7 separate regions of the Homo sapiens genome follow, and all the other regions are linked to region 5. The links are chromatin loops, found by intact Hi-C in ENCODE. Cell type or tissue: IMR-90. All regions are shown on one strand. Region 1 overlaps TASP1 (taspase 1). Region 2 has its middle 18 kb from the start of LINC01722. Region 3 overlaps ISM1 (isthmin 1). Region 4 overlaps SPTLC3 (serine palmitoyltransferase long chain base subunit 3). Region 5 overlaps TASP1 (taspase 1). Region 6 overlaps TASP1 (taspase 1). Region 7 has its middle 86 kb from the start of ISM1-AS1.

Region 1 (4,000 bases), 87 kb after region 5:
AGGTGGATAGAAAATGCAGGAGAGAAGCTTGCAGTTTTTGAGCATGGTCAGGGTAAGTTTCCCTTAGAAGGTGACATTTGAGCAGAAATCCAAAGGTGATGGAGAGAGCCATGTGGCCAGTGGAGGGAAGAACGTACCAGACAGAGGGAACAGCATGTGCAAAGGAGTTAGCAATGTGTCTAGAGTTGGCTGAGGGATGGCAGGGAGGCCTGTGTGGCTGGAGCAGTGTGAGCAAGGGGAAGGATGGTTACGGATGAGCTGGAAGAAGTAGTAAGGGCCATGCAAGGCCTTGCAAGCCATCATAAGATGGGAGCCTTGAAGAGTTTTGAGAAGATAAATTGGCCTGAATTACATTTTATTGAAGCCATTCTGGCTTGGGTGCTGACAATAGATTTTGGGAGGCAAGAGTAGAACCTGACGGACTAGATAGGAGGCTATTAGGCTAATTCAGTTAAGAGATAGTAGTGGCTTGGACCAGGGTAATGGAGGTAGATGGGAAAGTGATTGGATTCCGGATAGTTTTTGAAGGTAAAGCTAACAGGATTTGCTAATTAATTAATATAGGGTGAAAGATAAAGAGAAGAGTCACGATGACTTGAGGATTTTGGGCCTGGGCAAAGAAGAGAAATGAGGTTTCTGTTTACTGATCTAGGAAAGCCTCCAGGAAGAATAAGTCTTGTGGGGAAAGATCAGCAGTTTCAAAAGATGCTTATAAAATGAACAAGTGGAAATGTTAATTAGGCAATTGCATATATAAGTGTCAAGTTCAGGGATAAGGCCTGAGCTAAAATAAATTTGAGAATCAATGGTGTGCAGATGATATTTTAAAGTGATACATGATATGAGATCAGGAAAATCGATGCAGATAAAAGAAGACCTTGAAGAGCTCTGGAACATTCCAAAGGTAAAGTAAAGAGATAAAGAGGAACCAGCAATGAGATTGAGGAGGAGTGGCTGGTGCTTCTGGAGAAAATCCAGGAGTTTGTGAAGTCCTGAAAGTCAAGTGAAGTAAGTGCTAGAAAGCAGCAAAGCACGATCAGCAGGTCAGACTCTTCCGATGAGCAGTAAGAGGAGGACTGGGGAACTGATCACTGACTAGCACCCTGTGGTGGTGATAGATGACCTTTCACAGTAGGTTTGGATGAAGTGGAGGGGATACAAATCCCAGTGTGAGTGGGTAAGGGAAGAGACTGAGGAGATAAATAGGAAACAGTGAGTACAGACACATCTTTGAAGGAATTTTTCCTTTCTTGAAGAAGATAATGGGGTGGTAGCTGGAGAGGAAAGTGTTTTTTTCTTGTCTATATAGAAGACAAATGTGTATGTTTTTCTATAGATGAGAAGTTAGAGCAAATAATACAGGACAATGATTCATGAAAGAGACAAATTAATGATGTGTGTGTTCGGGCAGAGGTGAAGGTCCCTGAGGAGGCAAGAAGCAGTAGACCTAGTCAACAGGTGAAGCTATTGACCTTGGAGGAGCATGAGCAATTCATCTGTAGTAACAGGAGGCAAGTCTTGAATCAAGATGTGGTGGGGGCTGATGAAAGTTCTTTCTGCTTCTGTCTCTCCCAGGGAAAGACAGCAGCAGAGTTCCCATGGAGGAGGAAATATTGGAAATTTGAGGAAAAACAAGAAAGTATAGGTCAGTACTTGCCTATGTATTGCCAGGCAGCATTAAGGGTCCAAATTGAAGATAGTGACCATGAATTTAAAGAAGGCATGGTCAGCATGGTAGTGTAATTATCTTCAGCAAAGTTTGGTTTATGGGTGCAGGCATGGAGTAAGATTTAATTATGGTTGGAATTTTGTCAGGTGAGTATGATGGGGCAAGAGCAGACCAATTTAGCTGATGGTTTCTGCAGAGAATTAATTATAATGATGGACTATGGACTTTGGCTACTTAGGGCCAAAATGAGGACTTGGGAGGGAGGTTGTTGGAGTCTGGGAACCAGAAGGTATGCACTGTGCAGTTAGGGGTGGTTAGTGAGATTCTTGCAAGTGAGGTTCACGCAAGAGGTGATGTTACTGGGAAATCACAAAGACTAGGGGACGATAAAGGGAGTGAGTGGGTAACATAAATAAAGTAAGAGGTAAAAAAATTGAGAAGTCATGGAGTTGGAAGGATAGTCTCCATGCACCATGAAGTCAACTAGGTATTATGACAGGACGGATATCAGCCAGGGGCATAAATCTTTGAGGGGTGATGGAGAGTGGCCTCTAGGGGCCAGTAGATGAACTGCTACACAAACTTGTCTCATGACATGAAATCCCAATCTGGTTTTAGTAGAAGACACTATCCTTGTTCAGGCATGACATGAATATTGTTTCCATAAACCTCATTTACATTTGCCAAAATTTTAAACCTTATATAGCCTTGTTTGTCACAATTAGAATATGAAAGAAAAATGCAGAGTGCTCTGAACCCACATGTACTAATGTTGTATGTTGGCAAGTTGACCTGCTTGTCCCCAGATCAGTTGTTTTTTCGCTGAGCTGTGGCGTTAACTAACATGAACATGCAACAACCACAGGGCTTAGGAGTCCTGGGATGGAGCCCAGCTGGATGGGTCAAGAAAGTGAATGATTCTTTTTTTTATTTATCCCAGAAATTGATAATTAAGCTTAACTATGGGCCAGGAGTGGTGGCTCATGCCTGTAATCTCAGCACTTTGGGAGGCTGAGGCAGGTGGATCATCCAAGGGTCAGGAGTTTGAGACCAGCCTGGCCAACATGGTAAAACCCCATCTCTACTAAAAATTAGCTGGGCATGGTGGGGGGCACCTGTAATCCCAGCTACTCGGGAGGCTGAGGCAGGAGAATCATTTGAACCCAGAAGGCAGAGGTTGCAGTGAGCCAAGATCGTGCCATTGCATTCCAGCCTAGGCAACAAGAGCGAAACCCCATCTAAAACAAACAAACAAACGAAAACAACAACAACAAAAACTGTGGAAATTAAAAATTTGAATTACTGGCACTCTTTTTCTTCCTTTAGGGTGTTCACCATCAAAACAATACTGTTCACTCAATTGAATGTGTAGAACTTGCTCTTGTTAACAAATGGCTCTAAAATAAGTGTGCGGTTTTGAAATATTTCGGATTGACCATTACTTCTAATGTTGACCTTTTTGTTTACACACTAGATTGAGGTTTTGTGTACCACTACTGTCTTGACTATATTTTGTACTCTCAGTTAAGGTTTTGTGTACCACCAATGACTAGGCTATATTTAGTACTCTTTTGGTGACAATGCAATAATTGAAAACTTACAAATGAAAACATCTTTCTTGAAATTTAGATTTTTAAAAAAATGAATTTCACAGTGATTCTTCACTTGATTTTTACACTGTCAGGCAATTCTGTGGGTGTAGGGTCTTTTTGTCCTTTAGTTATTAGCCCCTTCCGGGATATAGTTCCATAACAGACCCTGCTTATATGGAATCACTAAAATTAGTGTGATAATTCAGTGTTTACTCCAGCTTATTAACATAGCTCTATTAGATTGTGAATGTCTGTGTTTCTGCATATTTGGATAAACTTGTTCTTCTGTAGGTAGAGTTCCCAGAATTCTTAAGAGTGACATTGCAGCCTTATCACAGATGATTAATGACTATTTAAGAAACTGTATACTTCCTGAATCTAAAATAAAAGTTGAAAAATAAAATAAAATTAAAAAGAAAAAAAGCATTAAAAAGTTGTGAGTTTATCTATATGTGTATATACAGAAAAACATCTATAAAATATTTTTCTTCATGTAAATTTAGGTTAATTTAAATCCTTTAAGTATACTACAATAAAGTTTTGTGGTTTTATTTCTTTCTTACAAAAATTCTATAAAGTAAAAGTTGTTTTTGAGCATAAAGCATTATTTATTGATTTAGACTTCCCTAAAGCCATCCTATCGTATATATACCATCCTGCTTTTTACATTTTATTTACCTGAATGTTTGGGTTTTAAAATAATGTATATAATTTATAGGATCCCATTTTATTTTTTATT
Region 2 (4,000 bases), 580 kb after region 5:
AAAAATAACAGATGCTGAGGAGGTTGCAGAGAAAAGGAAATGCTTACACACTGTTGGTGGAAGTGTAAATTGGTCCAACCATTGTGGAAAGCAGTGTGGCAATTCCTCAAAGGGCTAAAACCAGAACCACTATTCGGCCAAGCAATCTCATTATTGGGTATATACCCAGAGGAATATAAATTGTTCCATTATAAAGACACATGCATGCATATTTCACTGCAGCAGTATTCACAATAGCCAAGATATTGAATCAACTTAAATACCCTTCAATGATAGACTGGATAAAGAAAATGTGGTATGTATACACCATGGAATATGATGCAGCCATAAAGAGAATGAGACCATGTCTTTCACAGGAACATAGATGGAGCTGGAGGCCATTATCCTTAGCAAACTAACAGGAATAGAAAACCAAATTCTGCATGTTCTCATGTAAAAGAGGGAGCTAAATGATGAGAACACATTGACACAAAGAGGGGAAAAATAGACACTGGGGCCTACCTGAGGGTGAAGGGTTGGAGGAGGGAGAGGAGCAGAAAAATATAACTATTGGGTACTAGGTTTAGTACCTGGGCTAAGAAATAACCTGTACAATAAACCCCCATGACACAAGTTTACCTATATAACAGACATGCACATGTACCCCTGAACCTAAAATAAAATTTTTTTTAAAAAAGAAAAAATAATACATTACACCCATCATAGAAGAGTGAATGGTGGAGGTGATCATTTATTTTGGACTTTTATTACTGGTTCCATTCAAACCTAGAAATGCAGCTCAGTTCTGTCCTGGACATTCACTGTCTTTGTTCCTACTAATAGCTACCTGTATTTCCAATTCTGACTATGTAGTTTTAACCAGGAGGCCAAAGGCACATGGCAGCTCTAAATGATTGAAGCGGATGATTTGAGAGTCTGTCGTAGCCTACTGGAAGAGGGAGTTTATACTTTTTCAAGGAAGTTTTTTGTTTGTATAAATTTCCACAGAGATTATTTAAAACTAGTTATTTAGAAAGTTTTCAGGCCCATTTACCAGATACCACTTTGTATCAAATGCAGAAGTAGTAAAGGGAATTTTTTCAAAAGGAAAGAATGAAAGAAAAAAACAGGACTCTAGAATCAGACAGACTTGTGTTTCTGTCTCACTCATTCATTCTAAGACCCTGAACGAGTTTCTGAATACTTTCTGAGCTCAAATTTTCCTCATTTATCAAGTGAAGGTGATAGCAACTTCACTGTCTTGTGACAATTAGATGAAAAAAAGTAAGTACTCAAAATAGGTTAGAGTTTTCCTCTTTTCTCTAGTACTGCACACTGATCCACAAGTCCAACTTTGTTCTTTCTAATAACTGTTATCAGTGTAAAATGTAAAAGATGTTGAGGAGGACATTCATCATCGCTCCATCTTGATGACAATGAACCAAACCTAAGGACAAAGTGAGTTAAATGCCAACCTTCTAAAAAGGGCTGCAAACCACTGGGTCCAGTCCCTGCCCTGGGCTGGCCACGAGGAGACACATCCTCTGTACTATCCCTAAAGGTCTCTGCAGTCCCCTTCCCAGCATGTGAAAGAATAGAGAGAAGTGGGGGGTTCACAGGAAGAGTGAGTTTCAACCTGATGAAGCAAGAGTTCATGGCAAAGATGCCTTCTCATCTCTAAAGCCACGTGATGGGAATCCCTCATAAGGCTGGGGGTGCCTGGGAAAAGGAAAGGTAGGATCTCATTCCCAAATGGACATCTCCGAAGGCATGCAGGATTACTCACCTGCCCCAGAGCATAACTGAGGAAGGGGAGAAAGGATGGGACAGGAGAGAGAGCAAGGACCAATGGTGGAGATCCGTGTACACCCACACTTGGAATGCAGTTCCCTGGGTGGTGTCACAGAAAGGAGCCAGTTTGGGTTATCCTGTGAAATCTTCACTGAAGATGGCTGAGAACAGGCATGAAGAGCTCCCAGGGCAAGCAGCTGCTGTGGTCTCTGTACCTAATCCTGAGGGGTCGTGAGCTTCTCAGACTTTTTCTTGGTCATAAAAGTGAAAAAATGTAGTTGTTTCAAGGGCCAGGAAAATTCAAAATGACTAAGCTTAGGCTGACATCTTGTGGCTCAGCCTGAAATAGGTGCTTCACTAAGAAATTATTTGTCAAGACTGGCAAAGAGAGGTGGCCTGCGAACAGAGAAAAAGACATCAAAACCCACTTATTATTTTGGACAATATGATGCTATCCTTTAATGTATTTTAAAGGATATCTGTGAGAAACAGAATATTTAACTACAGATTTAAATTTATTTTTGGCTAATACACATGGCCTAGACAATTACTGAAAAAACGACTTATTCTGCTTCCAATCCATTTCCAGCATGAGAGGTCCCCTTTCCTTTGCTGTCCAGTGGTCTACAAGCTGACCCCTCTGTGATGTCAGCAGGTATTCTGAGAACCCTGAGGAGTGCTGGAATGTTCCATGTGCCCATCTGTGCCCTCAACACATCATGCTCCAGACTGAGGCGCCATCTATCTCCTTCTTCAGGTCTGTGACCCCTCCTTTTTTTTTTTTTTTTTTTTTTTGAGATAGATTCCCATCACCCAGGCTGGAGTGTAGTGGTATGATCTTGGCTCACTCTGCCTCCCAGGTTCAAGAAATTCTCCTGCCTCAGCCTCCTGAGTAGCTGGGGTTACAGGCATGCACCACCTCACCAGCTAATTTTTGTATTTTTAGTAGAGACAGGGTTTCACCATGTTGGCCAGGCTGGTCTCGAACTCCTGGCCTCAAGTGATCTGCCCACTTTGGCCTCCCAAAATGCTGGGATTACAGGTGTGAGCCACTGCTCCTGGGCCTTCTGACCCCTTCTTCACACCATAATTATTTGCCAGGTCTGACCCACAGACCCTGGCTGAATGACAGATGAACAAATGCACTCAGACACAGGTATCTAGTGAAAGAGTGGGCTAGGAGACCAGGGCCACCCACAGACCCCAAAGAGGGTACTGTAAAGAGTCAGCAGCTGTGGCCCTGACCAGCTGGCACTGCGGGCATTTATTCAGTGTAGATTTAATGACAAAGGCCTTGAGTCAATACACTTGTGGGTAATTGCGTGGATGATTAAAGGCCCGGTTTCTGGAGATATGAGTAAACAACCTATTCTGATAAACTCCCCTGCATTCCTTTGTACCTACTTCTCGCCCTTTGCCCCAGGGTAAGAACTGCTCATTCTTCCCCGAAGCTTTGCAAAACCCCCATGGCCTTCCAAGAAGGTTTGCGTTTTTCCTACAGTTTCTCCCACCACCCTGACCAATCTCCTACAATTATTCTCTCTGGTCTGTTTTGCCAAAGAATGTGGATAAGAAGATTCCTTTAAGCTCAGTTCCAAAATGGCTATGAATTAGACACTGCTGGTACTTGAAAATAACGTAAGGAATGTAAGTACAATGTGCAAAACAGAAGCTCACAGATACAATCCCAGCTTCTCCTTGTTAAAAGAATTCCTCAGCTGCCATTTATCTCTGATTTCTCTTTGGGCACAGCTGCTAGAACACTGAAAACCTGCTGGTTTTCACATTTGTGTCCCGAAAAGAGTCCAAGTTTTTAATGTTCTCCAGAGTGAAAGAGCCCCAAGTCCTGCCTCTGGTTATTGCCAGAGGAAGGAAAACATCACTTTGCACTTTTTATTAACCTCTGCAAGGATGCACCATCCACAACCATGCCGTACGCATTTTAAGAACATTCTGATGCATTTGAATTTAGAGATTTTTGACAATATTCAGAGTTTCCCAAAGGATAATGGGCTCCTATTTGATTTACATCTCATGATGAAAGTGGTTCACAAAGAAGGTTCTTCTCAAAGCCGCGAGTCTAGCTCAAACTCCTAGTTTCAGTTTTTACTTTCAGACTTACATGAAAGGTATGTTTCAAAATGAAAGATTATTTTTTGATCTCACTGTATCACTATACACTGGTGGCAAATAGTTTAGCCTTTGTCAGCCTCCAAATGAAGACAGCAAA
Region 3 (4,000 bases), 280 kb after region 5:
GAACAGGGTTGATTTCACCACTTTCAGAACCTCCAGAAGAGGCACAAATCAGTAACAAATTGTGGCTGTCTAGGAAAGTTTAGTACTTTTTCTCTTTAAGGCAAAAACTGGTAACTATTCCCCAGATTAACACAATCAGGCAGACTTCTTGAAGGCAGACTGGCTGGCAAATTTCTGAAAGGCAAAGAACAGGCCCTGTCTTCAGTCTCCAAACTCCCTCCTCCTTCCCCCAGTTTCACAAGCTCAGGGGGCAACAAATAAGTACTAGTTGATGATAATGATGGCTAAAGTTATCATTGGGTAACGAGGGCCTAGTTAGATTTTATTTTAATTAGGCTCAGGCTACAGGCCTCATTACCCCTAATGTGGCTTTTATGTGGGATTCTAAAGAAAAACAAAAAAACCCTAGGAATCTTCTACTGAAGATATTAAAGAAGATATTATTAGCAATGCATTTGGTCTCATAGACTTTGAACAACAAACAACAGAGATTATAATTAATGTCACTACAGCCTCTCTCCTTAAAACAAACTAACAATATAGTTAATTAGCAATATATCCTCATTTGGGGCTGGACATCTGCATATTATTATCGACAATGCTTGTTTCCTTTTTCCAGATGAAAGGAAGCCATACTGCACCCAGGCACATGGCTGTGCGCCTTCCACATTCAAACACTCCATTTTCTTCTACCCACAATAAACACACTCGGGGCTTTATCTGTGCCGAGCATCGATTTTGTCTGGAACAGTTCCACACATCTAAAAATAAGTTCAAGAATGCCACTAGTGGTATTTCAAAGGGAAGAGCAAAAGTTTTGCCATTTGAAGAGATAAAAGAAGAAAATGGCACACTGATTATCTTTAACATGATTGAGGAGCAAGCACTCCTAAGATGAGAAAACCAGGAGAATGAATAAAGTGAGTTTTAGACCATAAAATCGGCTTTCTAGAAGGGGCACACTTGTTCTTAGTGCTCAGGAAGATGGATGGAGACCACGATCCTAGGAGTGGAAGCAGGGGGTGGTGGGGGGCTTGTTGGGACTTATTCTGAGAAGTGTTGGAAAGAGGCAGCCAGGATGCACTGGGGAAAAACTGCACTGTGAAGACACAGATGACAAGGCTGACCAGCTGCTGCTCTCATGAAGCCTGTGTATGATGGCAATCATTCCCCTTCAGGCAGCAGGAACAGAGCAAATGTCAATGGCCGTATTTTATAGCAAGCATGACAGTGCAATGCCCCTTTAGGAACTATTGCTGGCAGAGGGGAAACGGCCATACGTATGCTTCAGTCTTTGCTGGGCACTCTGACGACAGCCCTGAGAGCCAGTGACACAGGTACATCATGGGCTCAAGAATTCAGGAGGGTCTCAGTCCTGGTTTGGGAATGGAGCCTGCTGTCACGGTCTGACTAATAGCTGAGGAATCCCTAGTTATGGCGGCAGAATGTATCATAACGATGTTTACTTTAGGGCTTGGCAGTGACCTCGTTTATTATCTCAGGCTTTAGAAGAAATGAAGAATGGGCAACTCTTTGCATTTGGGTAGGGAGCTGGCTTTGAGGTGGAGGGGCCACCCATCCCTGTGTATCTCTCCTCATTGAAGGTTCTTGGGGCCGGCTGACAAAATGGAGATCAACACTTCACTGGTGTGTCTTGAATACTTCTGTAAACTGCTTTGATCTTGAAAATGTGCAGATTATTGGTGAATTTTTTCAAGTTGTGCTTTCTCCATTGCTGGCAAAGAAAACAGAGTGGTAGCTTTTCCAGGACCGATTTCTTTTATGTCCTGTTAGGCTAAAGAATGAACTGAAATGAAGGATAAATTATTCTTTCAAGTGTAAGAAAACATGTAAGAAGCAGAGTACACGAGTGGAAAGTGAGTTAGGCCAAAAAAAAAAAGAAAAAGAAAAACAAACCCTTCACACATCACCTAAAACATCCCTGCAAATGTAGAGAGATGGAGAAATCATACTTTCCAGAACCACTTTGATAAAGCCCTTGTGGTGTGAGGCCAGCCATCCTCAGCATCCAGTTAAGGGCAAGGCTTTCTATCAGCCTTCCAGGCTGCAGCTAACCAGCTCAGGGCTATAAAGGCCAGGCCACCAGTGGCCACCAGGGGGCTTCCATCCCTCCTCTTCAGCCCTGTTAGAGTTCAGCCACCCCTTTAAGTCAAACTTTGAGCAAATATTTAATGAGTGTGGATTATTGGTGATTTTCCAAGTTGTGCTTTCTCCATTACCGGCAAAGAAAACAGAGTGGTAACTGTCTAGGACTCGGTTTCCAGGACCCAATTTGAAGAGGCACCAGATCATTAGTGCACCTAAAAGGCCCAAGTATCTAAGTCCTCCTACGACCAGAGGGAACGGGTGTCGAACAGGACACCAGAAGGCGAACATCTCCTGCAGTGATTCTGTGTCTCCCTGCATAGAATGAGGGGATATAAGGCCCAGGCCAAGGCTGGTGTTCTGTTGGTGAGAGGGAGAACCTGGAAATTAAGCCAAAGGACATGGATGGCAGAGTTCAGAAGCTGAGGTCTGGGGTAGGGGTGGCCTAGGGACCCTTGCCAAGTTATTATCCTAATTAAGGAGATGGATTCTTCTCAACACTAAAGTTAAGAACCCTCATTGAAACCTATTGCTAATCTCTCTGCTCCAAGTACTTCTAAAATGGGTTTCAAAGGTCATTGGACGTTAACCTTGGAATCCTGAAAAGGGTTCAGGGTACTGTGGAAAGGACTGGGGCCAGGAGTTTCAAGGTCTGGGTCTGGGTCCCAGCATTGCCTCTTCCTGTTTTGTGAGCTTTGGTAAGTTATTGCACCTCTGCACTTATGGTAGACTGGTTGGCAAAAATGTCCACAAATTCTTCTTTTCTCTAAAGATCCACGCCTCAGGTAGTTGCTTCCACACTCTTTGAGCTTCTTTTTTCTTTTTTTTTTTTTTGAGACAGAGTTTCACTCTTCCCTCTTGTTGCCCAGGCTGAAGGGCAATGGCGCGATCTCGGCTCACTGCAACCTCTGCCTTCTGGGTTCAGGCGATTCTCCTGCCTCAGCCTCCAGAGTAGCTGGGATTACAGGTGCCCACCACCACCACACCTGGCTAATTTTTTATATTTTTAGTAGAGACGGGGTTTTACTATGTTGGCCAGGCTGGTCTTGAATTCCTGACCTCAGGTGATCCACCCAACTCAGCCTCTCAAAGTGCTGGGATTACGGGCATGAGCCACTGTGCCTGGCCTTCTTTGAGCTTCTTACTGCGGCCAAAGGGACAACAGTTAACAGAGACTTGAAAAGCACTTGTGCCTTAGGATTGCCTATTTTTTTTTGCTCTTTGGAATGCTGAGAACACTCGGTGAAGAAGGCCAAGCTAGCCTGTTGAATGGTGAGAGACGTGTGCAGCAGAGATAATTTATACCAGATTCACCAGCCTGCCAATGGCCAGTCACTCAGATGGAGACTGTCCTAGACCATCCAGCCCTGGCTGAGCCTCCCCAGGCTATGAGAGCCACCCTGCTGACCCAGAGAGTCATGAGAAATAATAAATCCTTGCGGGTTTAAGCTAGTGAACCCAGTGTGGTTTGTTACACAACAAAAGCTGACTGATATAGGACCTTGGTTATTTATTCTGTGAAATGACCATGGTGAGGTAGAATGAGAGTTGCAGAAAGCCTCTCACTCTATTCAGCTCTGACTTCCTCGGAATGGAATCCTAAAGAGACACTTGTTCTGGAGAAATTATTTCACACTAACTTCAAAAAAAAAAAAAACTCCACTTTATTCCAAATGCTGAAAACATCAAATTGAGGGTGGGGAGATTAAATAAAAATCCAGTGGTTCACAAATGCATGAAATGTAGATTCTATCTGCAATGACTAGAACATCTTCTCCTTTCTCTCTATCCTTCTACCTGTTAGCTCAAAGCTGGGTAAAACCTGTTGGAAAATTCCAAAGCCCTGCCAACGACTTTCTTCACTGACAGGTGCTTTTTTGGTAATAGCTTCATT
Region 4 (4,000 bases), 430 kb after region 5:
GTGGATACCTAGTGGTGGCCTGCTAAATATTGACCGTCTAATGGAAAACAGACGGGTTTTAGAGATGGAGGAAAGGTGGCCAGGGGCCTCAAAGCATATAGGGTATTACTCAACTGCATTCTCAGGGACAAGTGTAGCAATTGTCTCTTAGCTTGGGGACCATCACTGACAAAGATCAGACAAGGAAGTAAAACAAAACTTCCTTTGATCTTGAAAAGGGCTCTTCCCAATGTCCCCAACCCTAATTCACAGATTGAGACATTTTTTAAAGTCAAGGTCATGAGCCTTCTTAGTTTGAATAAATACCTCATCGGTGCAGCACTGGTTCTTTTTAATGTTAAGACTATCTTGCCCAAAATTTTATTTTTTTTGGACTGAGTTTGCTTTCTCTCAGGGTCTGAGTTTCTGGATGGAAGTTTATTTGCTTGTGTGTTTCAAAAAATGGAGCTCTTTGAGTAACTTCTGGAGAGTGTCAGGGAGAGCCTTGATTCCTGGCTACTAATTCCCCCTCTCGTTCCCCCATTGGGTGCTATGAGCCATGAGTTAAGAGGTGGCTTTGGTCTTTTGCAAGGCGAGTCTGGGTCGTGTCTTCTTCAGGGTGGGTTAGAGGTCTCCTCGTATCGAGGTTTCCACGTCCATTTGGAAGTTCAAAACCCTGATTGTTTTCTCTACACACAGGCCTGAAGTTCAAGGGCAAGGGTGGCCTTTTGGGAGGAAATCAGACAGGAGACTCTTAGAATAAACATCTTAGAGCTCACTCCCTGACCCCTGCTTACTTCAAAGGGATGTTAAATACAGCCAGGGCCTAGTGTGCAGGGCAGAGCTCACTTTTTAGAGTGACCTGGCTTTGGCTGGCATGCAGGCTTCTGGGGCTAATGCTCACCCCAAATTTGTCTGCCCTGTCCCAGTTCCCTTCTCCAGAATTCCAGCCCTGCAACCTATCAGTTACAAGGGCTACCATCGCTTCATTCATTTGCAAGTCTCTGGTCAGCCTGTGGAGGCTGTGGGAGCCAGTGTTCGGCACCAGGCATGCAGGTGGACTCAAGATCCTTGCCTGGGGAAAAGTTTGGGGTCTTCGGCATTGACCACATTTCCCAGCAACAGGATCAATACAAATGTGAAAGAATAAAAATAAGAAACCTAGTCCCATCAGCTTAGGCTTTCCTTCAAAGAAGCCATTCATGGCACGGAGCTCTGACAGGTGGAGAGAAGTAGTGATCTGGAATTTCATCAGGAAGGTCTTGAAAGGACAGACTCCTCCATGTTAGGCTGTTCACTGTGCATCTATAGCGGCTCCAAACCCAAAGTGAGCAAAACAGCAAAACTCTGCTGGCTCTGGACAGACTGTTAGCAGTTTCCTTGAGGTGGAAAGTGGGGATCACAGCCTGGCAGCAACTTCCAATTAGCAGAGGGGAATTTGTAGGACACTTTGTGAGGAAAAGGCTCTGAGATAAAAACAAAACCTCTGTTTCCTCTAGTAGTATCGTCATACTAAACCATTTTTTTCTCCTTGTTTTCAAATGTGTTTCATTACATGTCTCATCTGGTTGCTAATATATAAAACTCTGACCTTGACCCATTCCATAAAGATTTCCAGAACCTCCTAGACACTGTTACTGGGAATGCAGCCCCTCTATACCAATATTAACATCACTTAAAAAGAGAGTTAAGAGCCAGATGTTTTTATCTCTTTTTTCTAGATTTTTGGAGCTAACTGATTATTTTCAAATTTCAGGGTTTACTGAGAACCCTATGAGAACAGTGAAATTGAAATTATACACAGTTTCAGAAAAACAGCAAGTCTGAATGTGTGTACTTTAACTTTTTTTATGTTCAATTTTGTTGCTTTTGTATACATTGGTTTGGAATCCTAGCTATTTTGCAATAATCCCCGAATTTGAGATATACGGGAAGTATCTGGGAGATTATTCATCTGTCTATCAACTATCTATCTACCTATCTATCTGTCTTACAGTACAGTTATCAGAGTTTGAAAACTCTACTCTTAATTATTTAAACATACTAGTAGAAGTAGTTTTTTCAAACAAAAATCTTTAGTATTTGCCGAATCCTAATTTAAACAGACTCAAAGTAAAAATTCTTCACAAAATTATCTGAAGTTCATAGGAATAAAATATATGTTTGACTTGAAATTATACATAATGAAACTTAACATAATTAAAAAGAATTAAAGGTACAAAGGAACGGATACATAAGTTCCATCAAATCATGGGCTCATTAAGCCGAAAGGAAGCCAGTTTACCCAGGTTTATCACAGTCTGACCAAAATCATTCCACACAGGTGTGTATCTGACTGATTTTTAAGTCATCAGGGATACAGGCATTTTCTCAAATGCCCTCCTGCTCACCGCCCAGGTCTTGGAAACAGCCCCTATGTTTTCAAGGTTTTGCATCTTGCTGTTTTAGGGCAGATCTCAGCGTAGGCTAACGAATCTCTGCCAGACACGCTCTAATTCTTGCTGCCATCTAGTGGTAAATTTAGACACTGCAGTGTAACATGAAGGGAAGAGAAGACAGAGAAAGGTGGGGAGGAAAAAGGAGGGAGAGGAGAGGGAATGAACAATGCGACCCTCTGTATCCAAATATGCATAAAATGAGCATTTTAAGAGATAAGAAAATGAACAGATGTACATACTTTTTCTGCATCCCGATTAATGTAAATAATGGTAATTTTCACAATTGCTCAGTATCTATGCCAAATGAATAGAAATTGTGTGGACAAGAACGCCTACATCTTAAAAATACTCTAGCTGACATCAGAATGGAGAGCATGAGAGAGAATCATGGTGAACTGGTGTTTACTTCTGCTAGTCGCGAGCCTTTGTTTAAAGTGGGTATCAAATGAAGCTACTCTAGGGGGAAAAATGTGACATCCACCAAATTTGACAACATTTCAAGAATTGGCTTGCTTCGGTTTATTCAGGTGCCTTTGGTTCAGGAAGTAGAGTTATGCTTCGTTAAAAATTTTGTAGTTCAGAACTGCTGCTAAAGTAATCACAAAACCACAAGCTCACAGAGCAATGTAGCCAGGATCAGGGAGCTCCTAAATTTGAGACCCTCTGCTCCTACTGCTTCGACAGTCTAGGAAGGGAACATTTAACCTTTCACCAGATTTAGCTGAATTTTGTAAGATCCTGGGCTTTCCCAATGGTTTTAGCATTACCCAGCTGATTCCCACAGGCCAGTGAAGAGGGGATGAAAAACAATGCTTTGAGCCCGAAAGAAAGCAGTGCTTATTGAAGGGTAAAGGCCACTTAAAACTCTGAACATTTTAAGCATCTGTGCATTTCATGGCAGGGCCAGTGGCCAGAATTAAATCTGTTGTTTTAAATCATGAGCTTTCAATGAGAGGACTGTTTTCTGCTGCACTTCTTGGTTTGTCTAACTGGTTTACCAGAAGTCTGAACTCTTGTTCCTGTTCATCACAATAGGTAAGAAAGTGGGGATTTTTGTTGATACCACTTGCATGCACTGGTTTTGGGCCTGGTGTGGCATCCTAGGCTGAGCCAACATCACTGTCACATCTGCTCTTTGGGACAGGTGTAGGTTTGTCTGAGATAGGTGTCAGAATTTGGACAAGGCTATCCTCTCATTGTTCAGATAACTGGCTCCTTTATCTCTCAAACCCAGGTTTGAATATTGGATTTTCTTTGTCCCTTTCCTTTCCCTCCTTTTAAATTTCTCTCAAATATTTATTGTTTTTTTTTGTTTTTTTTTTCCACAAACCTCTTGGTGATATTGGCACTAGAATGACAGGGCCAACACTCACTTAACAGTCTAATCCCAGCAGATCAGAATTTTTAAGGCATATTGATAAGATATTGGAGAATGGCAGGATTTGACCTATGGTGTATGCAACATTATGGAAAGAATTTTTTTTGCAGAGAATATTTCTTAAAAGTACATTCCTGCCACCGTTTTGATTAAAACTCTTAAAACCCACAACTTGTAGCATAGGGTCAGCCTCCCTAATAACTAA
Region 5 (4,000 bases):
AAACATGGAACATTTTAGATGAACTGGGATTATATGATTGAATTCAGTTAATGACTTCATGTCCAGCATCACTCATTTAGTTTTCCTCCAGGTAGTCTAGAACTCCCTTCTTGGAGTTGCAGCTCTTCCTCTTTGCTTCCAGGATTTGCCTCAGGGTCACTTTCATTGTTCACAGTCAAACCTTCACCAGGCAGCCAGTTCTCTCAAGTCAGGCTCCTTGCTCTTTATTTTCCCCTGCCCAGCAGAGGACCTGACACATTAGCAGCTATTTAATGAAGGTTTATTTGAATGGATGAATCTATATGTATTTTTCCATTTCCTTTTTTTTATGTCCCAACCTGTTCCAGTTGCCTGTTTTCTCCTGCCTATTACACATTTTCACTTGTTTGACCCATCACAGTCTAACTCAGCATGTTTAGAATCATGCTCCACTCACTCTCCTGGATGATTGCACTAGCTTCCTACCTATCTGCCCACAACTGCCCTGCCCTTTCAGTCATTTCTCTGCCCAGCATTCTTGAAGTTTTCTAAAAGTACAGTTTGATTTTGTCATGCTCCTGCTTGAACCCTTAACTCACTTCCAGCTGCTCTTAAGAATAAAGTATAGGCTCCCCAACAGAGTCCCCAGGACCCTATGGGAGCAGACATGGCTGTCTGTCTTTCCAATCTTTTGCCATCTCACTCCGGGTCACATTGTCAAGATTCTTCCTGTGTCAAGGTCTTCACACCTGTGATTCCAGATCCAGGGAATGTTGCCTGTCTCCTTCCTTCTTCTCTCTCTTTAAGCTATTGTGCTGCTCCAATTGTCTCTCTGTCATTATTAGTGTGGTTATTTGATGTCTTTATCTTCCAGTAGAATGAGGTTCCAGGAGGACAGCTATTGTATGTCTTATTTACCATGGTTTCTCAGCTTGACATATAATAAATGCTCAATAAACATTTAATGAATACATGCACTACTTTTTTTTTTCTTGTTTCTTTTTAGTAGACATACTACCAGTGAGCCTTTGTCTTTTCACCCTCAGTGGCTGGACTGTTGCAGTATCTTCATGCCTGGCTTCTTTGCCTCTAGTCCTGCTCTATTCCGTTTTAATTCTGTGTGCTATCAGAAGATACATTTCCCTAAAAATACCTGCATTGGTTTTGTCTCTCTCCTGGAAGAAACTTTAATAGAATCTTTACTGTCTGTGGGTTAAAACCCAAACTTTTAAGCTGAATTTTATAAACCCTCTTGAAACCTAGCTACAAGCTACTTTTCCATTATCTTCCTTCTGGAATTACCTTTTTTTCTCACCAAATATATTTCTCTTTTCAGTTTTATTTGCTGAGAGTTCTCAAATCCAAGTTTTTGTTCATATTCCTTCCCTTAATGGGATAAGCAGTAATTAATAATGGAATATTAACTACTTCTTTGCTTCCTGAAAATTCTAATTCAACTCTTCCTTTATGAGCTAGCTCCAATGCCATGCAGATCAAATTTCTTTCTTCTAGTTGGCACAGATGACAGGTACTTAATAAGTGTTAATTGAATTGAATTATCTGCTTTACACATTTGCCATTTTGAGGTTGGTGTATGTGGTTATTTTGTTTGTGTATGTCCATAGAAGCGTGAGCATTTTGTTACTTTATCCTTATCACAGTCTCTAGAAATAGTGCCTTTACTCAGTTGACATTACTAATTTAAGCATCTACAGCTGATGATTTGAATATTAATTTTGAAAGAGAAAACCCATATAATGATATTTCCTCTTAATAGTAAATTTTGCAGTCTTCCAATAGGTTTAAAATCTTTTATTTAAGGGCTTCAAACATGCATTAGTCTAAAAACTAAGCTTGTTTTAACAATAAGCTTGTATTTGGGGAAATAAAAGGGATAGGTTATCTGAAGTATTACCAAATAATATTATTATGCTCACTCAACATTATAGAGATGTAAGATAATATGTAAGTAAGGGAGGGAAATGAATGTTGAAAAATAATAGCTTGAAACAGCCCACAATCTCCACTGGCCATTCCAAAGAGGTGAGTCAGGAAGTGCCCACAAGGGGGCGTGCTCATCTAGAGAAACTTGACCAAGTGCCTTTCCTGTTAATGCAGGTAAAACTGCCTGTTTACAAATGAACTTCTAGACCATGTCTTCCCCACACCGCCAAGAAAAGGAATGGACCCTCATCACAAGAATTCCTATCTATTTTGTAGCACATGTTTATTTTGGATGTGTGATTTTCCAGGGGGGCTAGGGGACTTACAGAATGGAAATATGAATTGCCTTGTGAGCTCAGACAAGTTTATGAAGCTTGTGATTGTGCCTTTTTTTGGCTGTGCTAAGAGCATTTTTATTTTGTAAGCATTGTTGTCTTTTCTGTGAAGAAGTGTTGAGGTTTGTAAAATATCCTTTTTGGATTATTAGCCCAAGAAACAGGCAGTGCTCTATTTTCACTGCTTCATCAGTTTGTGTAGCTTGAGGAACTACCAGCTAGTCATTTGGAGAAGTGCATGGGCTTTGATTGGTGTTTTTTCCACCAGAAGTCATGGCTTCTTGCAGTCTTTAATTTTTCTTTTCCAGTCCTTTTTTTTTTAACCTTTGGCCTCAACATTATCACCAGCAAACATTTATTGAATGCTATTTATGTACAGGCTTTTAAATAGATCTTAGAGAATGAATAGAGGATATGGCACCTAGTCCCTGCCCTTTATGTATTTGATCCGAAGGAATTAAACAATAAAAAGAAATCATGCCATTTGGTATGTGTTAGAAGAACAAAATCATCAGTGAGAGCCACAGGAATTAACTGGATGGAGAAATCACTCTAAGCTCTGCTAAGTTTCACATGGCAGTCTTAATGGAATTGGAGGAATTTAAGCTGGATGTTGGATAAAGGGTCAGACTTATATGTCTGGGTAGAAAGAAAGATAAAAGTCCTGGGTTCAGAGGCCTGCAAATGGATGAGTTTGGTTGCACCGTAGGTTTTCTGCAGGACAGTGGTTTCAAACTCAGAAGCCAGGGGTGCCAGGCAGGTAGGCAGCCTAAATGTGTGAGACAGGTCTAGAGAGGTAGACAAGTAGAAGAGAGTGGGGCTGACTGGCCATGTGTGTTCCATTGTAAGATATTTTAAAAAAAAATGTGTAACACCAAACTACACTTTGCTGGTCAAACCAAACGCTGGTTTTTGCAGCTTGTAATTCCTGGTGGGGGAATGTCAGTTGATAAAGTTAAACTGTCTGCAGAATTTAGCAAAGTAAAATAGGCCATAGAGGAATTATGACCATAGCTAGAGTCCCCCTGAATATCATGCTACTTTTATTTGTATTATCGTACTTCTGACCAAATGAGGGGAATATTTTGAAATATGTATGAATGGCCCATCCTTGTGGCTATTTGAACTAAACACAGGCTTTGGGTATTTAGAGTCTCTGAAAACATCACTGAGATTAATTTGAATGACATTCGATTTTCTAGGATATGGCACTATCATAATTTAGGTTATATTTTATATCCTAGAATATACTTAACTCCTTTCCTACTCTCTCAGTTCTTTACTTTCTAATAAGATCTATTGAGGAACGAAAGGATAAAGAGTATATAGGTACTATTTCTTTCTTTTTGCTTTTCAATATGCTTATCTTTAATCGTCATGTATTTATGATTTTGAATAACAGTTTCTATTTTTGTGGGTATATTCATAATTATATGGCCATTTGGTGATATGCATAGATACGCTGTACTTAAAAAATCTCATGTTAAATAAGGTAACTTATTACTGTATTAAGTCAACATTAAATATTTTTCTACAGTCTGGAAAGGGTTGAATTTAAATCCAAGTTAAGTGGCCCATCCCAACTGTTATGGTGTTTCATTGACAGGAATAGAATCCAGATTGTCCATGTTACCTTCCAGTCCTTTATCTGTTACTCCCCACTGCTATAAGACTCAGTTTAAAGGCTGGCAGAGCTCTCGTATTTAAAAGAGAAAGTGTAATTTTATCCAGAGAAGATAAAT
Region 6 (4,000 bases), 150 kb after region 5:
GGGTTGGATAGAGATATGAGGGAAATAGAAAAGGCAATGATGACTCTTAAGATTTTGGCCTAAACAGAAGAATAGAATTGCCATTTACTAGGGTGAGGAAGAAGGTGAAGTTGGGGGAAAAGACTTGAGGGGAAGTAGCAGAAACTCAGTTCTGGACATGTTAATTTCAAGATGCCTGTTAGGCATCAAATGGGGAGGCCCAAAAGGTAGCTGGATATGTGTGTCTGGAGTTTAGGAGAAAGGACTAAGATGGAGATACATATTAGGGAATCTCAGCATATAAACATTTTTTTAAAAAACATTTGGATGAGATCACCAAGGAGGTGAACACAGACAGGAGAAAAGATTCCTGGGGAAATTTTGTACTTATAAGTTGGGGAAGCAACCAGGGAGACTGAAAAGTTATAATCATAGAGGTCAGAGGAGAACCAGGTGAGAGTGGTGTCCTAAAAAACAAGGGAAAAGGGTGTTTCAAGGAGAAGCAGGTGATCAACTTTATCAGATGCTGCTGCTGGGCCTTGTGAAATTAGATTTGAGGACAGGCTATTGGATTTGGCATTGGAAGTCATTTCTTATTTTGATAAAGAGGGGTTTTGGTGGAGAGGTGAAAGCAAAAAGCTGATTATAGAGGGCTTAAAGAGAAAATGGAAGGAAAGAATTTGAGGTAATAGGTGTAGAGAACTCTTTCAAATAACTTTGCTGTAAATGGAAGTAAAGAAATGGAGTGGCGACTGGAGGAGGAGGTTGATCTATGGAGTTATTATTCTTACCTCAATTTCCAGTGCAACCAGCTGCTTCACTTTATATCCAAAACACTTCATAGACATTTTTCTTTAAAATGAGTGGAAGAAAAGTAGTCTAACTGTTGAGTCTTTGGACATTCCAACATTTAGTTGCTGGGGAGATGAGGAAGAATCAGCAAAGGAAAGTGAGGTTACGTTTTGGAGTAAAATAAAAGGAAAGTTTCAGCATATTTTTTGTAGTAGTTCCAGGTACAGCTAGTATTAAAGGAAGGCATTCCTTGACATTTGGGATGAACTAACTTTGACAGAGTCACACAGGTCTTTTGAATGCAGGATGTCTGAACCTTTCTGTGCTCATGTGCCTGTCTGGCTCTAAGAAGGGTAGAACAAGGTGGAGCAATACACTTGCAGCTTTTGCCCATGCTCCCGCACTGCCCCCCGCTTTTTTTTTTTTAAAGAGAGAGCACCTGCCAGGACCCAGCAGAAGTCAGCTTGAGAAATGCTGCTTTCTGGGTCTCCGTGCCTTAACAGTTCTTTGGGGGCATGGGTCGGATCAGTAAGTCAGGAAGCACAAGATTTTGACAAAGAGAACTTTCTTCAAATCAGTTGTTGGTGGTTTGTATTTTTCCCCTCCAAAATTCCTCACTGACAGATTAACTGAGATTCTCAGGAAATTGTCCATTACACAAATGGAGAGTAGCCTCATTCTTAATGATAGTTTAAGTGTTAGCCTTTCATTTCTTTTCAAATAGAAGATGCTCTTTTCAAACTATAGTAAGATTCATGTTATCTGGCAGCTTACCAACCAGAAGACCATAAATGACATTTTGGGTTTCACCTAGTACAAATCATCAGGATGTTGAGGCCAGGTTCCCTATGAAGAGGAAAAGACAGTTCCCTTGGGCTGTCTTGACCAAGGAAATGGTGACCCATAGCCTCCCCTTACAGACCTGAAGGGAAACCCTCAGTAGTAAAACTCCGTAGAATGTCAAAATCAGAAAGAACTCTGAATATAATTGAGTTGAAGTTTTTCACTTTTACCGAAAAAGACATTGAAACCCAGAGAGCCAGTGATTTCCCGATCCAGAAACTATCCAATCTATCAACAGCAGAGTTGAGGCTCAAACCGATTTCTCTGAGTCCCAGAATCATCTTGAAATTTGTTGGTAAGATTTGTTCCAGTAGCTTTCCTGAGCAAGCTCTGATTCACCCTGAAAACCTCCTGCAGTTAAAGGCATGTCTCTTAACAGAGCCAGATTTAGAATCCTCCTTCATGGTAAGTCTTCAGGGGGAGTCAAGATAGCCCTAAATTTGGAGTTCAGAGGCTTTCATTCACATCTCAATTTTTCCACTTCCTCTCTGACCATAAGCAAACCACATTATCATTCTGTCTCATTTTTTTTTTCATCTGAAAAAAATAGGTATAGTATACATCTTTCTGTCTGACATGGTATTTTGAGGGATCTCATTGATGCAAAAGTGCTATGGAAACTAAAGCATTATGCAAATATAGGGACTTATTGTTAAGATTTCACAAAGAACTAGTTTCTGCATCCTGCAAAGACATAATTGCACTTAGAGCGAGATCCATGTTTCATTCTTCTGTTCCCCCATAATAACTTGCAGAATAAATATTTGTTAAATAATGGAGCACTTTTATCACCTGTAGCAAGAGGGAATATTCATGATAATTCTCCATGTGAGTGGTGAAATAATAGTTACTGTGGGGCTTGCCATGTTTATGTGAGTATCTTCACTGGGCTTTTAACCTAAAAATAGGAGGGAACTCTTGTCTGATGTTGCCTCTGACTGAAGTGTGGTGTCAGTGAGCCTGGTGATAGTAAGAACCAAAGTGGCCTGTAGGCTGGAAGAATATGCTGTTCTCATCAGACAGCATTTTAATCTTATTTTAAGGCTCCTTAGACATGATATTTGTATGTGAGAACAATAGAACTTTTTGCCCTGTATATATCCCTGTTTCAGTGCTAACAATGAAATTTACCCGAATGTCATCTTTGTGTTTCATCTGGCATCCTTGTTTTCAACGTGGAGAATGAGGTATGAGCGACACACAGTAAGATAAATAACATATGGCATTCCTTTCTCATTCTGTTGATATTTCTGATTGGTTGGCTGAACTCGGGAATTGTATCTTCAAATTGCTCTGGCCTATTTAATACTTTTAATTTAAGACAATGAGAAAATAGAAGTAAATACTTTTTTTTGATTCATTAACAATGTATACACAAGCTAAATGAAGTCAGCATCAGAGATTGTCCAAACTCTGAAAGGATGCTCTAGAGACCATCTAACCCAGTCTTCATTTTCCGTTGTCCAATATCACACAGGCTTAGTAAGTGGGCACCCAGATCTTTTCACCCATAGTTAATGGATTTTTATTCTATAAAATATACACATTATTCTAGACTATATTAAGAAGGTTCATGTGAAACTGTCAGCTAGTTGAGTACATCTGCTTTCAGGATGAAGTCTGACGACCAAACTCTATTTTTAGAGCAGTTAACTACATTCCAAGGTTTAATGCTGCACACAAAGAATGCTTAGAATATAGTTATTCACAAATTGTGTCTTTTTGAAAGACAGCTCTTAAAAAGCGATGGGTAGGGAACTTCTGGGAAAAGGATAGGGGTGGGTGGCAGTGTCTCCTGAGTCAACTCATTAAGAGAGAAAAAAATGTAAAAGCCCACAATAGAAACAAGGCAATAAAAACCAACCAGACACACTTCCCCAGCCCTTCTCTTGCCTTTCTCTCTGGACTTAGTCATTTAAGGTGTATCACGTTTGTGGCACTAAAAGACAGCTGAGGGTGGCCGGGCGCAGTGGCTCATGCCTGTAATCAGCACTTTGGGAGGCCAAGGCAGGCGGATCATGAGGTCAGGAGATCGAGACCATCCTGGCTAACATGGTGAAACCCCATCTCTACTAAAAAAAAAAAAAATTAGCCAGGTGTAGTGGCACGCGCCTATAGTCCCAGCTACCCAGGAGACTGAGGCAGGAGAATCTCTTGAACCTGGTGGGTGGAGGTTGCAGTGAGCTGAGATCGCGCCACTGCACTCCAGCCTGGGTGACAGAGTGAGACTGCGTCTCAAGAAAAAAGAAAAAAAAAAAAAAAAGAAAGCTGAGGGTGACTATTATCATGTCAGGCAAGAATTCACAATGCAAGGATGTAAGGTACTACCCAGTTCACAATACAGTCTCACAGTACCATATACCATATTTACATTGCCCAAGTAGTG
Region 7 (4,000 bases), 220 kb after region 5:
TTGAGCAGTGGTTTGTAGTTCTCCTTGAAGAGGTTCTTCACTTCCCTTATTAGCTCTATTCCTGGGTATTTTATTCTTTTTGTAGCAATTGTCAATGGGAGTTCATTCATGATTTGGCTCTCTGGTTGCCTGTTGTTTGTTATAGGAATGCTGGTGATTTTTGCACGTTGATTTTCTATCCTGAGACTTTGCTGAAGTTGCTTATCAGCTTAAGAAGCTTTTGGGCTGAGATAATGGGGTTTTCTAGATATAGGATCATGTCATCTGCAAACAAAGATAATTTGACTTCCCCTCTTCCTATTCGCATATGCTTTATTTCTTTCTCTTCCTGATTGTCCTGGCCAGAACTTCCAATACTGTGTTAAATAGGAGCGGTGAGAGAGGGCATCCTTGTCTTGTGCCAATTTTCAAGGGAAATGCTTCCAGCTTTTGCCCATTCAGTATGATATTGGCTGTGGGTTTGCCATATATGGCTCTTATTATTTTGAGGTATGTTTCAGCAATACCTAGTTTATTGAGAGTTTTTAACATGAAGGGGTGTTGAATTTTATTGAAGGCCTCTTCTTCATCTATTGAGATAATCATGTGTAAACAACCCAATTTAAAAAATGAACAAAAGACCTGACTGGGCATACCATCAAAAAGGATTTATGAAAGGCAAAGAAACACATGAAAAATGCTCAACATCATGAAACGCTAAGGAAATCAAACTAACAACATGTTGAGATACCACTATATACCTATTAGAATGGCTAAAATAAAAAAAATTCATACCAAGTGTTGGTGAGGATGTGTAGCAACTGAGTATGTGTATGTATGGAACACTCACATATTGATGCTGGAGATGGAAATGGTACAGCCACTCTGAAAAATCGAATATATACATATACTTACTAAATTGAATATATACATATACTTAAATCGAATATATACATATACATACTACATGACCCAACGGTCCCACTCCTAAGTATTTACCCTAGAGAAATGAAATCTTAGGTGCACATAAAAATCTGTACATAAATGTTTATAGCAATTATTTTCATAATTTCCCAAAACTTACAAACAACTTAAATATCCTTTAGTAGGCGAGTGGATAAACAAGCTCTGGTGCATCCATACATGGAATGCTACTCAGCAATAAAAAAGAATAAACTGCTGACACATATGATAACTTGGATGAATCTCAAAGGCCTTATGCTGAGCGAAAGAAACCACTCACAAAAAGGTAACACACTGCATGTTTCTGGTTACATGACATTTCAAAAACTGTAGTGATGGAAAACAGATCAGTGGTTACCCGGAGTTGGGAGGGTTGGGTGGAAGATGTGACTATAAAGAGGTGGTAAGATAGGACTACCTCTTTGTAGGTACCACTTTTTTGATGGTCGACGTGTGTATTGGTGTTCTATATTCATAAGGAAACCTCCATTTTGAAATGCTGGGATTAAAGAACAATGTTTTCTTTTAAAGTGTATGTCAAATATTATACTTGAAAAATTTTCTGTTAAGAGTCAGTTCTCGGAGTAATTACTGGCATGTAAGAAAAATCAGGTTCAAATGGATGAACCTAGTTTATCAAAGGGAAGGAATGAATGGATATTACCCACATGTCACAGTTTTGATACAGGTGGAATTAATTGATTATTCTGGATCTGGCTTTCTTCTGAAAGGAATTTCGTCTTCCGAAGGGAACACAGGGTTTTTGTCTAAACCCATTATCGATTCTCTGGGGACAACTAGGTAACTGTTCCAGGAAACAAGTTGGGGAAAGGTGAATATTATAATCCCCCTATCACCTTTCCTGTAGCAGAAACTGTGGACCCTCTCATGACATCTAATCACAACTCTCTTCTGCCTGTGTGGAAATCAAAGTGACATATTTCTTCCCATTTTATTTATGGAGACAGATACCAGAAGAGCAAGCATGCAGGAGTTCGAAACAAATACATCTTAAGCACGAGGTTGGCACGTGTTGCAGATTTTCTTCCCCAATACAGATGTGCAACCTCGCATTTCAGAAGAGACCTGAGACCTCTAACTTCTTGATGGGAACAAAAGATAAGTCTCAGTTGTGATACCACATGCGTTTCTCGTGAGAAGGGAGACACTCCAGGGCCATCCCCCCACCTCACCCCATTTGTCGGGCTGTCCTGTGGGCACCCTCTGGTGGTCACTTAGGTCGAGTGGCTCTCTGTTCCTTGCATCCAGGAGCTCCCTGGTTGGAACACTACCTATAAAATAAACAGAAACATTCTGATTTGTTTCTTTGAGGCAGCAATAGAGAAATAGCTGCACTAACAGGATAAGAAGCCGAAAAGAAACAAATATTTTCTATTCAGATGGTGTTAAAATGTGGTCATCAAAGCTAGGGATCCTTGTATTTTTCTTCAGCTGCATGAGCAAGTCTCTTTGCCTTCCTGGGGTTTAATTTTCTCATCCAGAAAATAAGAAACTTAAACTAGGTTATTTCTAAGCGTGCTTCCAGCTTCAAATGTATGTAATATCTAATAATTTGTTTAGTAGGTGCTTTCTGTAGTGGTGCTAGGTGCTGTTCCTGACACCTGGCTTGACACCAACCTCAAGAAGAGATTATGCCTGGAAAATTGAAAGCGGTGTGAAGACACTTTGTAGGCATCATTTTGTTTTTCATTTTCTAGCCCTTTCTACCCATTCCAGTGCAAGCTTCCTTAATATTTGAAATAGATGAGCATGATTAAGGCATAATTAAAGCCAACTGAAACTTAGTTTCTTCCAAAAGTCTCTCATCTAATCACAATTAAGACCTGTTAGTTTTCAGTGAGAAGTAAGGATGTAAATTTAAATTCTACACCCCTGCCTAAAATGTGGACAAGATCCTCTTTTCTGCATCTTTGGGTACTGCCTATCACTTTTAAGCTGCACAAGTTCTGGAGCTAGAAGTCATATTTAAAAAACACACCTCACATTTAGTTATATCTTGCAGCTAGCAAGGCAATTGTTCCCTACAACTCTCTGTGAATTTTTAAGCTAATTGATTCCTTGCTGTCATCTTCTGTTCCCTTACCTGTGAGGTGGGGCTGTGAAAGTCAGAGACAACCCATGGGGACATGCTTTGTAAACAGCCACTTGTTGTAAACAGGTACACAAGCATTCGTGAGGGTTATGAAAGTTGATTTCACAGCTAGGTCCCAGGGATAGTACCTGAAAGTTACAGTATGTTTTTATAGGGCACCAAGCAATTACTGCAAATACTTCTCGACTTATAATAATTTCACACCACTGCAAGTTGTTGTCCTTATAGGAAGGGAGATAGATAACATTTCTTAGAGAAGCACACACCCTAAAAGCAGCTAACTAAATAGAAACTCAGAAAGACTCACAAGAAAGAATGCATTTCTTATCATTCAGGCTATTAACAATTTTTTTGGTCAGAGGAGACCAAAAATATTTTGGCCCATCTATTTATGAAAGAATAAACCAATGATTTTCTGTTGGTTAGTTTATTCTTCCATAAAGAAGCCTTCATTTCAAAATTCTGGGATTGAAGAAGAAGGCTTTTTTTCCAAGATAAATACTAAATACTCTCATTTAAGAACATTCTTTTAGTAATTAACTCTGGGAGTAGTCCATGACATGTATAAGAAAAATCAGGTCTAAAGGAATAAATGCAGGTTATCAAATGAGAATTATAGTCGTATGGTAGTTATAAAGATTAAATGAGATACTATATGTTGCCTAACAAAGTAAATGGCCAAGAAAACGTAGTTTCATATGAATAGTATCATACTGAAGCATTTATCTGTTTTTTGGTAGATACTGGATTTGGTAGGATATAAGTTACATTGGGAAAGGAATAGGGCTGAGTTCTTTCTCTTTGGTAACACACTGGGTTATGGGAACCACGGTTCAATAGTCTTTCATCCAGGAAGATGAGCTCTTTCTACCTTTGCAGTGTGATTCCAACTTTCTTGCCTTGCTCCGCCTGAGTCATTGTGTTTCCAGTAAGTGACCTCCCTTC

What was found. Hi-C counts contacts between places; a loop is a spot of excess contacts. Peaks named below come from ENCODE experiments on the same cell type or tissue, not always from the same donor. Only the 100,000 strongest peaks of a DNase experiment are listed, where the experiment ranks them.
Region 1: a loop joins it to region 5, with 7 times the contacts of the local background. A loop is called at or near these places in 26 of 110 quality-filtered maps.
Region 2: a loop joins it to region 5, with 14 times the contacts of the local background. A loop is called at or near these places in 10 of 110 quality-filtered maps.
Region 3: it touches region 5 in a loop (4-fold over the local background); 4 of 110 quality-filtered maps call a loop at or near these places.
Region 4: a loop joins it to region 5, with 8 times the contacts of the local background. A loop is called at or near these places in 69 of 110 quality-filtered maps.
Region 6: it touches region 5 in a loop (2.3-fold over the local background); 6 of 110 quality-filtered maps call a loop at or near these places.
Region 7: a loop joins it to region 5, with 9 times the contacts of the local background. A loop is called at or near these places in 27 of 110 quality-filtered maps.

Annotation. Positions count from the first base shown.
Region 1 is chr20:13,457,275-13,461,274 of GRCh38, reverse strand. All of the region lies in intron 11 of TASP1 (taspase 1), which reads left to right. Among named protein-coding and RNA genes, the nearest start is that of TASP1, 180 kb to the left of the region's middle. In IMR-90, a CTCF peak has its summit at 2,225; no DNase peak of the experiment used is centred here.
Region 2 is chr20:12,968,563-12,972,562 of GRCh38, reverse strand. No RefSeq gene overlaps it. Among named protein-coding and RNA genes, the nearest start is that of LINC01722, 18 kb to the right of the region's middle. In IMR-90, a CTCF peak has its summit at 2,097 (motif pointing left); no DNase peak of the experiment used is centred here.
Region 3 is chr20:13,260,366-13,264,365 of GRCh38, reverse strand. All of the region lies in intron 1 of ISM1 (isthmin 1), which reads right to left. It also overlaps a transcript of TASP1 not described here. Among named protein-coding and RNA genes, the nearest start is that of ISM1-AS1, 23 kb to the right of the region's middle. RefSeq lists a silencer at 1,950-2,244. In IMR-90, a CTCF peak has its summit at 2,102 (motif pointing right); no DNase peak of the experiment used is centred here.
Region 4 is chr20:13,118,189-13,122,188 of GRCh38, reverse strand. The region is part of intron 8 of SPTLC3 (serine palmitoyltransferase long chain base subunit 3); the gene reads right to left. It also overlaps a transcript of TASP1 not described here. Among named protein-coding and RNA genes, the nearest start is that of ISM1, 100 kb to the left of the region's middle. In IMR-90, a CTCF peak has its summit at 2,490 (motif pointing left); no DNase peak of the experiment used is centred here.
Region 5 is chr20:13,544,769-13,548,768 of GRCh38, reverse strand. All of the region lies in intron 8 of TASP1 (taspase 1), which reads left to right. Among named protein-coding and RNA genes, the nearest start is that of TASP1, 92 kb to the left of the region's middle. In IMR-90, a CTCF peak has its summit at 2,040 (motif pointing right); a DNase peak (open chromatin) is centred at 2,048; H3K27ac peaks cover 201 bases.
Region 6 is chr20:13,395,571-13,399,570 of GRCh38, reverse strand. The region is part of intron 13 of TASP1 (taspase 1); the gene reads left to right. Among named protein-coding and RNA genes, the nearest start is that of ISM1-AS1, 160 kb to the right of the region's middle. In IMR-90, no CTCF peak of the experiment used is centred here; no DNase peak of the experiment used is centred here; H3K27ac peaks cover 170 bases.
Region 7 is chr20:13,323,300-13,327,299 of GRCh38, reverse strand. It overlaps a transcript of TASP1 not described here and a transcript of ISM1 not described here. Among named protein-coding and RNA genes, the nearest start is that of ISM1-AS1, 86 kb to the right of the region's middle. In IMR-90, a CTCF peak has its summit at 2,161 (motif pointing left); no DNase peak of the experiment used is centred here; H3K27me3 peaks cover 288 bases.